Linked DNA regions of Mus musculus: regions 2 and 3 are each linked to region 1. A link is a loop called in an ENCODE intact Hi-C map of the cell type or tissue named here. Cell type or tissue: left cerebral cortex. All regions are shown on one strand. Links, peaks and the distances in the headings refer to the core of each region. The heading gives the core; the rest is flanking DNA.

Region 1 (5,777 bases), core at 1,088-5,087:
ATTAATGTCAAATGTTAGACAGGTTTGGCTTTTGTTTTTGTTTTGTTTTGCTTTGTTTTCTTTATACTGGCTGGAGCTTGTGGATTTGGAATGGATCTCTTTTAGGAGTGAAGTTTCTTCACATCAGGGATAGATGAAAGGGAAGAGCTGACAACATCGTATCAATAAGGCAACATGGGTGAAGGGAGAGAGAAGGGAAAGGAGGCAAACTATGAGATCTTGAGATGTAACTAAATAAATGAATATGCTTATGATTAGGCCCCAGTGAGTTGACTTCATAGCCATCATTCTACGATGGTTTAACAAGCTGAACAATATCTAAACACTGCCAACCCTCACCAATCACACTTGACCAATAGGAAGGAGCCTGGTCGATCTGGAGTTGCTACCAATATTATTGAAACAATACTGTCACAAAACCCAAATCTATTATGCAAACAAAATTATTCCATCACAATTTTTAAAGTGTTTTCAAAATTTTTAGTCCCTTTTTCAAAAGAATAATGTGCCCTTATCTCTTCAGGAATGAGGAAAGTTATTATAATATAAAGAATGATTCTGAAATGTTTGAAGAGTTTGAGAGACAAATAAGAATTTGCTTCACATTCCATATTTTTGAGATAAAAATGTCATTAACCAGACCTAAGTCTCAGTTTTTCTTCTGTACATAGAAAATAATGCCACTCAAGCCACAGAAGGCTCACATAAGGCTCAGTAAAATGCAATGTGCTACCCATGAAAGCCATGAGTTCACTTTCTTTACCTATGTGGCTCTTAAACTTGTCTTAGACAAAAAAAAAACAAAAAAACAAAAAACAAAAAAGCAAAAAACTGGGCTGAATAAAAGATATTTAAAACTTTCCGTTTTCCACAGTTTAGTTTTTCAGTTTTATCTAATTCTTAAAAGCATGATATGATAGAGAGTTCAGACAGGTGTCACTAAACACATTCCACAGATGAAGAGCCTAAGACCAGAGAAGATAAATGTCTCTGCTGCAAGCCCTGTGGCTAGGTAGAGGCAAAGGAGTGCCCAAGTCCCTTCAAACCTACCTCTGTCAGTTATTCATTCCTGGCAATAGGATTCATTATATATGCAGAATGACCTCAAAAATAACAAGTGAATGATAGCATTGGTGTTTTCTACTTTGATGAGAAAAATAATAATTTAATAGTTAAGACTGTATTCTGTTTAAAATATTGCGACTTTAAAATGGCAAGTATTCACAGAGTACACACACACTATCTTCCCTATTTCTTTTGCTTTTTATCATTTTAAAATCGTCTTTTTAAATGCGATATTTGGGGGTGTGTTAGCCAAAGCTACAAATGATAAGGTAAAAACTGGACTTTCTATTGCCAATTTATGTCTCACTGAAGAGTGAACTCTTGTTTGGTAGTAGAAATGCCTATAAATAAGTTATTGTTGATCATTAGATCGTAACAAGGAATTTTTGAATTGTATGCAACCATTCCCACCAAATAAAAATATTTTCAAGTTATTTCTTTACATATATTTGTACTCTCAGCAAAGCTTTATGACCCAAACAGTTTCAAGTGAGTGATCAGGGAATCACTGTTACCAGAAAACGGTACCACACAGAAACCTGTATGAATAATAAGATCGGAAGGGTTACCCTACAGAAACCCTGAAAACGACACACTCTCACAACTGGCTGTGTGGATTTTGTCTATCAGCTCGTCAATCATTTAAGTTAGTTAAGTAGCAAAACTCCCTTTCACATCAGAGCTGAATGAGGGTACTACAGGAAATTCTACTTTCTTGTCAATAGTACCCTCGTCCTAAAACATGTCTGTCCTTAATAACCCACTACGTAGATTCCAGCAGAGAGACCAGGGCAGTGTGAAGCAGAGTAACTAGGCACCTGATTCTCACACACCCTTCTAGCAAGATCTTGCACTTTGTTCAGGTCTGGCCCAGGCCTCTAGCCTCTTTTTCTTACTCCAAAAGCCATCAAGAGTCTGCACAGCGAGTGAAATGTCAGGCAGAAGTGTTTCCCCTTCTGTCTGGGGTTGGGGGTGGGGGTATCCTCACCTTATGCCCCTGGGGAGGGGAATCAGTGCCACCAGGGCGGAGCGAAAGACAGCGTGAGGTTGGCGACTTCCACGCCATCACCGCAGCCCGGGGCCTTCCCGCCTCCGCCCGGGCCATGTTGGGGTGGGGTGGGGGTGTCCCCAAAGCGCAAAGCTGGGATAAGAGTGCAAAGGGGAAGTGATACAACGTGAGGATGCGAGGCGTGAGCATGGACACACACAGGGCATCTGCAGGTAGAACAACCCCGCCTTTCTCCAACTCGCTCTCCGGACCTGCCTGCAGCCCGACCACTGGGGGATCCCAGCGTCAGGACAAAGCTGTCGCGGCCTCTCTGAGAGCGCAGGGAAAGAGAGCGAGCCCTGGCTCTCTCCCCTGGCTAGGACCCAGTGCCAAAGGACCTCGGGGACACGTCGGATGGGGAGAAAGGGGTCCGCGGGCTAGGCGCCTGCAGTGCCTGTCCCTGGTGTCCCCACTGGGAGCCTGTGCTCACCTGTTCAGCACTTTGCGGATCCTCTGGCGCATGCTAGCCCGGGAGGAGGCGGACAGGCTCACGCCGCCGCTGCCCTCAGCTGGCAGGTTCTCGATGGTGGTCACCACATGGTTCGGCGGGGCCGGTGGAGGTGGTGGCTGCAGTTGGGGCTGCGGAGGCTCGGGGGGAATCATCGCGGCGGAGGCGGAGGTGGATGGCTATCAGAACGCTGCCCCGCACATAGTGCGCGGGCTCCGGGCCCGGGAACAAGCAGAGGACCCGGCCAAGCGGCCCCGGCCCGGGGAGGCGGTGCCGCTTGCGAAGCGACGAAGCGGGAGACACCGGCGGGCTCCGGCCGCCTCCTCCCAGCCCAGTGCTCTCGGGTTGCTACCCAGTCCTGGCTGCACACCCTCTCTCCGGGCCGCTGCCACCTCCCGCCGGAGCTGCAACCAAGTCCTGGCACACCCCGCCAAGTGGCTGCAAAGGGGGTCGGCGGGGACCCGGAGCTGCCGGGTCCACTGCAAGGACCGTGCAGAGAGAGGAACGGGGCTGCCGGGTTTCGTCTTCTCTCCCAGTGCCTAGGGCTTGTCCTGGCTGTGGCAGTTGTGGTGGCGCCGCTTCAGCTGGCGCCGGGTTCGCTTAGAAAGCTGCCGTCTGTGTCTCACGGAGTGAGAAACCAAGAGTGAACCTGGAGCGCCGGGCGGGGGCGCCGCGCCGGCAGAGGGGGGTGGGGGTGGGATGAACGCTCTGCTCCCCGCCAGAGGGCGCTCCGGAGGTGCCTTGGTGTCCCCAACCCTCCTCCTGGCATCCAAAGAGGCCCCTGGTCTAGGATGCTGTGATTGGTGGTGGGTACTTTTGTCTTTTAAGTGCAGTAGTGGATACATCCTCCCTGTGAAATTGGGGAGGATTCCTCTTGCTTCTGCGGAGGCTCTGCAGAATCCAGCACCATGGGCCCGGGACAGAGGCACAACCCAGAGACAGTTTGTTGGTCCAGGCTACAAATTAAGCACCCTAAATATCACAACTATGCTCATCTAGAATGGACCTGGAGGAAAAAGGAAGTAAAACAGTTTCTCACTAAAAATGCATGCTGGGAATTGGGAAAAGCAAACTAAGTCATCCCAAAACAACTCCATTTAGGCAACAGAGCACTGTGGAAGGAAAGTGAAAATAACAGAGATCCTAGAAAGTTTTTTTTTTTTAAATTCTAGGACAAGGCTACTCCTGAGTTGCCCATGGCATTGTAAGAGTTAAATGAAGTAAATTACCCATCAAGAGGGCCTGATGGCTCCCTCAAGGTCCTCCAGCTGTCAAACAAATAACTTTGTTAGCTCCTGAAATCATAGCCCACTTTCTGCCCAATGGACCTTATCCCAGACATTCCTTATACCTATTGATCTGCATTTCAAATAGTTATTGACTCTGGAAATTTTTTCAGATGCCTCTTAATCTAGATTGCCTGGGCAAGGATCTTGCCACAAGAATGATATGCATTTAAGTTTTGCCCACTTCACTGCAGAATAGGGAATTGATCCTATTGAGTAAGTTTAACAGGTATATTTGTTCACACGAAAGCACATTGATACTGCCACTAAATCCAAATGCTCTAAAGACTAGCAAATGAAAACATCTGTTTAGGATGTTCAGAGAAAAATAACATTCAAAAGTAGACGATGTATTCTCAAAACAGGGAAAAGAGGGACAAAAGAGCAGTGGGTGGGACAAAAAGAAGCCAGTCCTTTGTATCATAATAGGGGTTCTTGTCATTAAAAAAATTGGATAGACAGAAATGTACAAAACTTCTCCTGTCTATATTTAAGTATCTGTCAAACCCAGTTTCTACCTGAACTGTCCCCAGGGCCCCTTTCTACAAAATTCTACCCAGCTTGGAACACTTTCCATTTTATAATTAGAACATCACCCCATGCCTTCTTTAGTGACTTTTCATTCTAGAATATTCACCCCAGATTTTCAGGACAGGTGAAAGAATTACTACAAACAAGAACAAGGCTTGTAACCTTGGGAATATTAAAATTCCAATAGATTGCAATGAGTTTGCCCTTGGGAAATGACCAAATATAGCAGACATGAGTAAAATTCACTTCAGCTGGACCTGGCAGCAAATCTCAGTAAGAATATCTCTATTAAAAGAGCATTCATTGTCATTTCAAGTGTCTCCCTTAAATGACTGGTTGCTTCAGTGCCCTCCTCCTCATGTTTGGCTAGATTCCTTTTGAGTGTTTTTGGCATATTGCTACTCAATCCTTTGACTGCACTTCTGAGCCTGCATGTATATGTATATATATATATATATGATCATTTTTCCAGAAGAACTGCAAAATCCAAATGTTCTAAATATCCAGTGAGTCAAGAAGGGAGAAAACACGGATGAGGAAATAGGATATGGGCTGGTACTGGCGAGTTTATGTCAACTCAACACGTGAGTTACCCTAGGGGAAGGACCTTCAAATAAGAAAATACCCTCATAACATTGGGCATACAAGCCTGTAGAGCATTTTCTTAATTAGTGGTTAATGTGGGAGGGCCTGACCCATTGTGGGTGTGTTACCTGTTGGCTGGTGGTCCTGCGATTTACAAGACAGCAAGCCGAGCAAGCCATGAAGATCAACTCAGTAAGCATGACCCCTACATGGCCTCTGTGTTAGCCCCTGCTTCCAGGCTCCTGCCCTGTTTAAGCCCCTACCTTGACTTCCTTCCATGATAGACAATAATGTGGAATTCTAAGCCAAATAAACTCTTTCCTCTGCTTTTGGTCATGGTGTTTCATCATAGCAATAGTAACCCTAACTAGTTCAAGGTATAAAATTCTAATCCTGCTGGTGAGAAAAGACCTTGGATTATCTCATATCATAGATGGGTGGAACCTCTTAGATTCTGTGTTCCACACTTAGCTCTTAAATAGCTAAGTGCTATGTAAAGGTAAAAACAGATGCCAAGGGTACAAATACCATAGCAGTAAGTCTGACATGGAATTAAAGTGAAAAGATACAGAAAACTTGTCTTCCTTCTTCCCTGATACACAACCACTGCTTTCTCTGTCTCAAATCAATTCTCCAAAACTTCTTAACAAATTGGGGTAGGGGTGAGAATAAAATTTAACTTAGTGGTGGCTTCCTGCATATCCAGTCTATAGCCCATTCAGGAATTTTTCCTCCTGTACATCATCTGAGCAGAGTTCTGAAGACCCTGTTGAATACCTGAAGGAAGCAGAAGTTGGCTATTAGCTCACCTACA
Region 2 (4,800 bases), core at 336-4,335, 270 kb after region 1:
CGGCAGCAACACTAAAACAATGTTGGGGAAAGCGGTGGTGCATGCTCTTAATCCCAGGATTAAACTCAGTACTAACTCAGGAGGCAGAGGCAGGCAGACCTCTGTTTGAGGCAAGCCTGGTCTACAAAGTTAGCTCTCAGACAGCCAGGGCTGCACAGAGAGGAAGAAGTATCTGCTCTGGAAGGTAAATCACATTCTGGGATGGAATAGAGGTCTCACCATTCAGCCCTCCCTCATGGCCAAGCAAGGGCATACTAGCCAGGCAGTAAGACACAACATGACCTTTCCAAATTAAGAAAACCAAGAAACAACAAGTTTCTTTCAACAAATCTTGCCTGTACTTCTTAAAGGTTCTTCAAAATTCATGTGAAATGTATAATCAATCTAATAAAATGACTTTTAAAATACACATTTAACATACCTTTTGATATTACAATTTTTACAAGTGTTCCTTTTATAGAAGCAGACCTTTTAAGAAACAGCTAGCAAGAAGGATTTATAGGACAAAGAAAAGAAAAATAAACTGAAACAGTTTCCTAGTTATTAAGCTCCTCTAAACTATACAATTAAAGCAGTATTTCCTTATATACAATGCCTCGAGACCTAAGTAAATTACCTGTTGGTTACCTTCACTTAACCTCTGTTACACACAACCATTACACTACTGGAGGGGAATCTCTGGAGAAGAAAACATATACTTAATACTACAGTTATTTTAAATGAAAACTATATTAAAATTTTACATGACTACCACAATCGTAACCATAAATCCTTCTAAGCCACTGAACTATTTTATTTAATTTTAATGGAGAGCCTCATTTTATCTCACAGATCAACAATTATGCTAGAATGTTAACATACTACAGCAAAGAAACAAGTGTGTGCTGGTGGCTTTGTGTGATGGCTTTAAGTAGCTCAAACACAGAAGTATGTAAATGAAGAAGGCACTCAGGCTTTCTCAGCTCCAGCTCATTTTAGTTTAGGTGTCTGTCTGTTTCATCAACAACCAGAAACAAGCACAGAGCTTCACAAATGAGGCAGGCACAGCCCTCCCCTCCCCACCCCTCACTGCACCCCCCAGCAGCACCGCCAGCTAAAGCTGCATGATCTGAAACAAGACTGTCTTCCCAACTCTGCTTCTCTGACACACGGATCAGCAAAAACTCTATAAGGTTGAACTGTGGTGAGTAAACAGGTATCCTAGAGCTGGGGCAATGTTTACATCAATGAGATAAGAGAAGGAACATAATCTGCCTTAAAATGCCCTTTTTGAAAAGTTTCTATCACCTGGAAGTCAGTACCATGATACCATGGCCTGAAGATGATGCAACATGTCAGTCCATAAAGGGACTATTGTCTGTTCTCTAAATGAGGAAAATCAACATAAGCTGTAAGAACAAAAGCTTTAAAAAAAAAAAAAAAAAAAAAAACGGTTCAAATTCTAAACCTGTTTCCTTAGGCTTGTCTCTTGGCTTTCTGATTCTTTCTTGAGCTGGAAATCTTTTAGATTTACTACATTTTTTGCATAGCACATAGCACACAGAGAGAACGAGCAAAGAGGATGGCAAGATGGGCTCTTCTTGTCTTTGAGCCTGGAGTCCTGAGCCACACATGGTGGAAGAGGGCCAATTCCTACAAGTTGTTCTCTGACCTCCATGAGTGTGCTGGGATACACACACCTCAGAACCAGAACCAAAGAACTAAGTGGCTTTTTTTTAAAGAATTTAACAAAAAATAATGGTTTCTATTAAAATTTAATATACGGGGCTAAAGAGAAAGCTCAGTGGTTAAAATCATGGACAGCTCTAGCAGGGGATTCAAGTTCACTTCCCATAACCAATACAGCTAGCTGCCTTCGGGGTATCTACTGCCCTCTTCTGGCCTCCTCTTGTGGCCTCCACTTCCAGCCTCTGAGAATACCAGCACTTAAGGAGCACACACACAAATTAGAAATAAATCTTTGTTTAAAAGGCTTAATGCATAGATCTAGTACTAGTTGGACAGAAGAGTACTAAGAACAGAATTATTCCTTACATCACAAGAGCAAAGCAGGAGAGAACCTTTCAGAGATGAAGCAGGACAGGGATGAAATAACCTGAAGAGCCCACCAAGGAGCCAGGCTTGGCTACACAGTCTAAGACCATGATAAGATTTTGGTAAAGAATCCTTTGCCAGAAAAAGGAGATGGTAAAATAAAATTTGAAGTTCTAGGAAGGAGTGAGCTATACAAAGGTGAGGTTTGGGAACAGAGGTTCCCTTCCACTAATTTCTACATAGAAACACTCCAGGTACACTGTTCAGTATACCAAATACAATCCTGGATGTATTTGGGCTTTCAATAACTCCAACATCTCTCTAATTCAACACAAGGAGAATAATCACACTAAGAGTTATATCTCCTGCTAGTGTCTATGTCACAGGTCAAACTAGAATAGACTAATTTACTTTCCTGGAGGACTCTAAGGTTCACTCTTGGGAAACAAGAGCTGCAACTCAGTTCCTTTTGCTTGTCAAAGAATGTGTCCAGCCCAACCACAGCAGGCATTTAACCCCAGGCACACCCTGGAAGAAGCCCAAAGGAGAAGCAGCGAGGACATCTGCGGAGCTTCTGATGGATGCACATCAAGTGCAGACACAGGAAGAAAACACACGTATCTTTAGAGGTGCCCAAGGTTCTCAGGAGATCCAGAAACACAGTAAGACAAAGGTAAGATGCCTCACAAAGGGCAGGAGACACTAGCATGAGATGAAGGTACTCACAAGGATCAGAGATAGTCATTTCCAAAACAGAAGGTGAATACTCCAGAAAGAGGTGGAAACAAATAGCCTAAATGTAGAGATACAGAGCTGGGGGAGAAATCGGTTGTGAAGGCTGAGGTGGCACTGGGCAGTCTCTTTAGGGCTAGTGAGAAATAACTACCCAAAATCTATTGCACAGCACAGATTTACAAATAAAGAGATAAAGGCAGAAAGGACAACTCTCATAATACAGAAAATAATACCTTGCTGACTCGTTTCTATTTATAATAAGTAACGCTACCCCCAAATTGTCCTCATATGTGAATAAGAATGTAAAAGCTGAAATGAGGTGTGTGCATGTGCCTGTGCATGTGTGTGAGCACATGCGTATGCTGGGTCTCGGTACCATATCCACTAAACTGCATCTCCATCTCCAACTCATGATTATTCTTACATAAGGCAAGTGGCACAGTACCTTTTGTTCTACGTTCAGGTCAAACTCCAGAGTGCAGAAGCACCACATAAGTAGCTTGATAAAAATAGCAAAGCCTGGGTTGGAATACCTTAATTCAGCTGATCAGTAAGTGTGATGAGTCAGTGGTGCCATGAACGTTCAAGGACTCTTTCTCAAACTCCCCTAAACAGACCTACTGTAATCGTAGTACCAACCCAACTGGGCAATAAGGGGTACCCAACCCGACTATTTGGAGCACTGTGTACTTCAAGTGAACACAAAAAAGCAGAAGAGCCCCAAGGCTGTATCATCAAATACATTTAAGAAACACTTTTTTTTAAACACAATTCCTATCATAATCATTTTCTAAATCATAAACACACAGATAAAATAGTCAATTCTCCTTATAAGAACCGTGAGCTCAAAATTTCCTGACCAATCTTCTAAGAAAACTTTAACTTTCAATGAATAAATACAGCAGAAGTTAGCATAATCAAAACGGTTGGCAAGTATAATGAAGAAGTACATAGGCTTAACTGAATCGCTCAGGGCTACAGTGCCAAAGGCCCAGAGTTCAATCCCCAGAGTGACCACCAAAACATAAGACACTCCAGGTGAAGAACTCACTTCAGAATAAATAAATAAACAAACAACTAAAAACCAGACCCATGCCTGTAATCCCAGCAGCAGAGAAGCTGAGGCAGGAGAACCTTAAGTTGGAGGCCAGCCTACCAAGACAAAAGCAAACAAACTTGGTCATTGGTTCACAGGAAGAGACAAATGAAAGTAAATGTCAATGGGTATTTTAGTCTAAGAATTAAAAGCAACCTATAGCCCATCATAATCAGAATGAATGGTATTTAAATACAGATGTGAGGTTGATGAGATGTAGGCTAGGGGGAAATTAAATCATAGGCTTGTCTCCACAGTGGCTGCTATCAACACCCTTCAGCTCTACCTTGAGGCATAAGCCATTTTCCCCCTGAGAAGTAAAATCTACTGCCTTCATTCCAGACAGACAGTGTGACTGCTTGCTTAAACTAGGTCCTAAGGCCTTGCAGATTTGGTCTGATTCTCAGAACTTTTGATCTGAAGGCAAGTGGATCATTTTGAAGTCTCTATTATATAAAAAAGCCTATAGTAGCCTTATGAAGACAGGTGACCATCTCTTCCACTCCAGCCACTATGAATCAGGCATAAAATGGATGACACATGGCAACCTTTATGTCTCTGCCAATTGACTGACTGCAATCTATGTATGTAAGTGACTGCAAGGAAAATTGCCCAATTGTACTGAGTCAACACGTAATTATTTTAAAACACTGAACTTTGGGATAGATTTCTACAACATATGAGCAAAACAGCTGCCTGGGCATTCATCTTACATTGTTTTCCAACATTCTGCTACAGAAGCCTACCTGTTATACTCACTGTTCCCAATGACCAATTCAACACGTTAAGGAAAATCTAATGGGAAAGCCACCAAAGAGGTGGCATTTCCAATTCACATATAGGGAGGGACAAGGGAGTGTTTGAGCTCCTAATCCTATGTACCTTTGGGAGTTCCAATGCAAAGGTCACTTTCCCTTCTTCCTAGAGCCACCGGG
Region 3 (4,800 bases), core at 336-4,335, 270 kb after region 1:
TCTTTTCCCCATTGTGTGTCTAAAACTATAAATTGTCCAGCACACTTATATTAGATGTATTCGTTATGTTCTGTTCTCATTGACTCCTGCATGCTTTCTCATGCTTAGAAAGCTATGCTATTTCATATACACCCAACTTGGGCTTGCTGAAAGAAAGAACCAGTCAAAAGCCAGGATATGTAAAGATCTCTTATTCAAACTATGAAATTATGGCCTTTAAAACAAAGTGCTTCTACAGAAGCACACAGAATCCTTGAAGTCTATTCAGTTAAAAAAAAAAAATGCCCCTTAAATCCCCATTTAGTTCTAGGTCAAAACTTGGCTTAAGTTGGCTTCTTTTCCTTGCTAATAATTTTCCCTCAAAGAGCATATGACACAGGACTTGAATCACACCAGAAATTGAGTAACAGGAACTGCAGGAACAAGGAAGTGTGGATGTATTGTGAACTCCTGCTTGGAAGCAGTCTTGTCAAACAACTCAGCTCTAGCTTTCCTTCCTACTGGATGTACGTCAATCCACGTTACTTAATGCCTTTGATTTCCTTTTTTATTGTCTTATTATATCCCACACTACTGACTGCACTGGGTCAGGCAAGGGCCATGTCGCCTCCTAGACTTCTACTGGTTTCATGAGTCCTTCGGGAAACTCTGTATTGTCAGTCTCTGAATATATTGCACTTTACCCTATAGGGCAAATTATCACTTCAGATGACAGACTCCTGGGGAGTCATCCTCCTTGCTAGCTGTAAAAGAGAATAAAGTAGTCAGAGGTTACTATTACCCCAACCAAACCCCAAACTCAAATACATAGCTGACAAAGATTTAAAGGCAAAACTCAAAATTGCTTCTCCGGAGCATGCAGGCAGTTTACCGGAGAAGAAAGCCGTCATTTTTCTTTCCTGCATACCAATCCTCCTGACTCACCCTACTCAGCCCATCTCTAGCTTTAAGGAAACACCAAGGCACTTAGACTTGACGGAAATGCAAGGCTGACATTTAGAGCCTCCTCTTTATCTCGCTCCTGGTCTTCAATCCCCTACTAACATTTCATCTCCTCTACCCCAACTCTCAAGTTCCTCCTTTCAGAATCTCCTTTCTAGTAGAAACACTCCCCAAATGTCATCCATCACCTCTGTGAGTGTGTCCCTTTCTCCCCTCCAGCCTGAGACGAAGGCAAAATTCCAAGAAATATATTTGCCATTATAACTAACGCTTTAGGCTTGTCATGCAGTAAGTGTTGAGTTCTGTCCTTAACAAACCCGTGGTGAAATCCACTGCCTTGATTACTTGAAGGAACACAAGTGTATCTAGTACTGTACTGGCCTCTAAGGTGAAATGGCAACACGTGATTTCAGGCCTTTTTCCAGGCCTATCAAAACTCTCACACACTTTTCAGAAACCCCATTCAAATGCCACCTAACTCCAAGAGAGCTCATTTGGAAATCCTACAATGCAGCTCACGTATAAAGCCGCCACTGCTTGGTCGCCCTTAAGATGAGTTCATTGAACCCCCTTGAAGAGACACTTTGAAGAGCGCACAGACTGGTTAACTCCCCGTTACTTTTATGACCTTGGGCAAATCAGTTAATGTTCTGAACGTCAGCTCCCTCTTTCGTGAAACAAAGCCAGAGAAAACCACCTCCCTTAACGGACTACATTAAATATCTTTTACATGTTACAAACACTAACCAAATCTAAAGACTTTGTCAACGTCAACGTTCAATAAGACTGATCTCCCTTCCTCGAAAGCACCAGCACAGTGTAAGGGCCAAGGGCTACCGAAACTCGCAGGGCCTGGAGAGGGCGGCGGCCTCGCAGGACGACCGGGAACAAACTAGCTAGAAACGTAGTCCTCAGACTCGGAAGTGCCTCGGTCACCCCACCTCCCACCCGGCCTCACCTTGGTGGTCGTAGACGCTAATGTAGGAGATCCCCACGGCCATACACCACACCACGAGGCTGGCGATGTCTGAGAAGCTGGGCTCCTGCACTTCCTCCGTGACCAACAGGCCCATGTGCACCGGCAGCTTCTGCAGGGACCGGACGTCCGCGCGCCAGCGCAGCCGAGGATGGGTGGCGGCCGGTCCCGGTCCCGGTCCCGGTCCCCCGTGCGGGTGCCGGTGATGACGCCGGTTCCTGCCGACGGCCCGGGGCTTGCGGAGCGTGAAGCCGAGCGGCGCTAGGACCGCGGCGGAGGCGGCGCGACAGCAGCGCCGCCAGATCCAGTTCCAGGTGCCGAAGCGAACGCGGAGCCAGGAGGTGAGCGTGAGGTGCAGGCAGAGCAGCGCGTGCAGCACCCGCCACACCAGCTCGTACAGCCCCGTCATACTCCTGTGGCGCTCGGGCACCGTCACCTCCCTCCGGCCCACACCCGCGGCGCGACAGGGTCTTATCCGCCCCAGCGGCCGGCGCGGGCCATCGCTCCGCGTCCCCCCACCCCCCGCGCCCGAGCCCCTCGCCACTGCCAACACCTCACCTAGCCCCCGCCGCCATCTTCCTCCGCCCTCCGCAGCCCCGCCCCCGTTAGTACATGGAGAGTTCTGATTGGCTGCCGGGGAACTCCGACGCGACCGGGAGTCGTGGCTGGAGCCGCCACCGCACTGCTAAAGAGAGCGTGCGCTTGAGAATGAGGCTGGCTCCGGGCCGCTGGCGCCCCCTGGGGATGAGGAGGGCGACGCGCCAACGCCTCTAGCCTTTCTCCTATGGAATGATTGGGCTGTTCCTCAGACTGAGGGGAGGATCTGCAGCTTGAGATTTGTTGCCTATCTCCCCCTCACGGCCATGACAGAAACGATTCCCAAGGAGTTAAAAGCAATCTAAATGAACTGGAAGTTACACAGAGAGAATCCACCACCGCATCAGCAAGTGTAGATGCTGGAAATCGACCACGGTCCCCAAACAGAAGTGTTCTTGTCCCCAAAGGCTCAAGTGTTCTTGGAGAGGTCTCATCACAGTTCTTTGTCCAATCTTCCGACGAGAATAGAACGTCCCAGAATGGGAATGAAGTCCTACAGCATAGGACCTGGAAACAGACTGTTAGGGTCTGACACTGTTAGGGTCCCTAACAAATCAAGCTCTGCCACCTGTCCTTCATAGACCAATGACACAATAGAAGGTAAATACAGAAAAGCGAAACTGATTCAATGTGGCCACTCTGAGAAGAGAATCAGTGCCCAGATACAGTTGGATCTGTGTAATACAGACATATTTTTTACTGTATAGCCCCTTTTCCCATTAGGAAATGTCTACAGGCCTTAATGTTTTGGCCATTGTCACCTGTTTTAATTGGTCTCATTTCTGTAAGAATTGCTTTGCTTTAGTTTAAAACGTGAGTCTCATGTCCATCTGCAAGTTTTGTTGCCTTTGGCAGGAAATGCCTGTGGAGGAATTTTAATTGGGCAACATGGCTCCTCTCAATAACCGTAGCCAAAGATATGATCTGGCCATGATCCACACTGGATTACAGTATGATCTGGCTGGAATACACACACTCCCTTAGCACATACCTGTAATCCCTGACAATGAAGATAAGGCTAGTTTGTTGAAGGAAGCATCCATGTTTGAAATTGATGTTTAATTGAAGGGCAAAGTTATGAATCAGGAAAAAAATTGAGTGAGAGATAGGATACGTCCAACTCACAGAAAAACAGACAGGAAACAGATGCTAGTTATGGGAGGGAGGAGAGAGAGAGAGAGAGAGAGAGAGAGAGAGAGAGAGAGAGAGGTGGAGTGGGGAGGTGGGTAGTATATGTGTATGGCAGTTTTACAAAAACAGTTTTACTGAGATAGGTTACAGAGGGAACAAACTAGATACAAGTGAAGACAGAATGAGTCAGAGAATGAGAGTCAGAACATATTAGAACATATTGCCAAAGTTAGTATGAAGCCAGTCAGAGCAATTCAGTAAGAAGCCAGATTGAATCAGTCAGCTCAGAAGATTAGATTGTATGGAGGCTAGAAGGTTCCAGGCATAGATCTAGGGATATTTAGAACAGAGAAGGAAACACTCTGGGTTCATTCCAAGCCATGTATCCATATAACCTGGGTACAGCTCTCATCTCATCCCTTCCTCTGAGGAAATAAAAGAGACATTTACAAGTGTCAGCTAAGGCTGAGGCACGCCCTACACACTTCTCTCCCTCTTGGTCTGATAGCCATAGCTCTTCTGAGAGTAGATAAAGTAGTGGAAGAGGGGGAAGACCATGAACAACAGCAAAATGCAGTCTTCTGCACTGGCTGCAGCTTAATGTTCTACAGCCCAGATGATGTCCTAGGGAAGCTGCTAGACACTCACTGAGACCTAGCTGACTGTCCCAGAGGCACCAAACCTGACCATCCCAGCTGCCACCCTATCATGTTTCTTTGATGTGCTTAGCTCTTTGCTCTCATGCTCCCTACTCTGGCAAGATTAAAGCCATTAGTCTCATGGATCCTTTACCTCTAGGCAGCCGATTTCCTTCTAAAATAGCTGAAGCAGGTAGGCGATTCTCTTATACTAAGGATGTTCAGCTTCCTAATGGGATAGAGCAGTGGAGGACCACTATGCTGCTTTTGTGGCTCTCAGTAGACTAGGGACAGAATTGTCTTATGCAGGACAGTTCTCTGTGTCACTTTGGACTGACATAGTTCTCCTGCTTCCCTAGAGTTCTCAGAAATAACTGTAAATGTGTTTAGAATGTAACATCTTAGGACACTGAAGTACTAGCCTCAACAACTGGGTCTTTATTCTAATACTCCGGTAGAAATGATGTTCTTCAGCACCTAGCAAGCAGTCCAGATTATAAAGTTCTGCACAGGCCA

The links. A loop is a pair of places that touch in the nucleus more often than their neighbours do. Peaks named below come from ENCODE experiments on the same cell type or tissue, not always from the same donor. Only the 100,000 strongest peaks of a DNase experiment are listed, where the experiment ranks them.
Region 2: it touches region 1 in a loop (4-fold over the local background); 7 of 42 quality-filtered maps call a loop at or near these places.
Region 3: a loop joins it to region 1, with 5 times the contacts of the local background. A loop is called at or near these places in 6 of 42 quality-filtered maps.

The regions. Positions count from the first base shown.
Region 1 is chr10:52,687,936-52,693,712 of GRCm38, reverse strand. It overlaps Slc35f1 (solute carrier family 35, member F1), which reads right to left and starts at 3,212. Exons shown (of 8, transcript NM_178675.4): 1 at 2,544-3,212. The coding sequence starts at 2,716. In left cerebral cortex, for the core only: a CTCF peak has its summit at 3,302 (motif pointing right); DNase peaks (open chromatin) are centred at 2,392, 2,556 and 3,170; H3K4me3 peaks cover 2,408 bases; H3K27ac peaks cover 1,594 bases.
Region 2 is chr10:52,420,370-52,425,169 of GRCm38, reverse strand. The region is part of intron 1 of Nus1 (NUS1 dehydrodolichyl diphosphate synthase subunit); the gene reads right to left. Among named protein-coding and RNA genes, the nearest start is that of Nus1, 5.2 kb to the right of the region's middle. In left cerebral cortex, for the core only: a CTCF peak has its summit at 1,876 (motif pointing left); a DNase peak (open chromatin) is centred at 1,881.
Region 3 is chr10:52,415,269-52,420,068 of GRCm38, reverse strand. It overlaps Nus1 (NUS1 dehydrodolichyl diphosphate synthase subunit), which reads right to left and starts at 2,522. Exons shown (of 5, transcript NM_030250.2): 1 at 1,901-2,522. The coding sequence starts at 2,327. In left cerebral cortex, for the core only: a CTCF peak has its summit at 2,667 (motif pointing left); DNase peaks (open chromatin) are centred at 1,426, 1,620, 2,265, 2,614 and 1 more place; H3K4me3 peaks cover 2,760 bases; H3K27ac peaks cover 1,676 bases.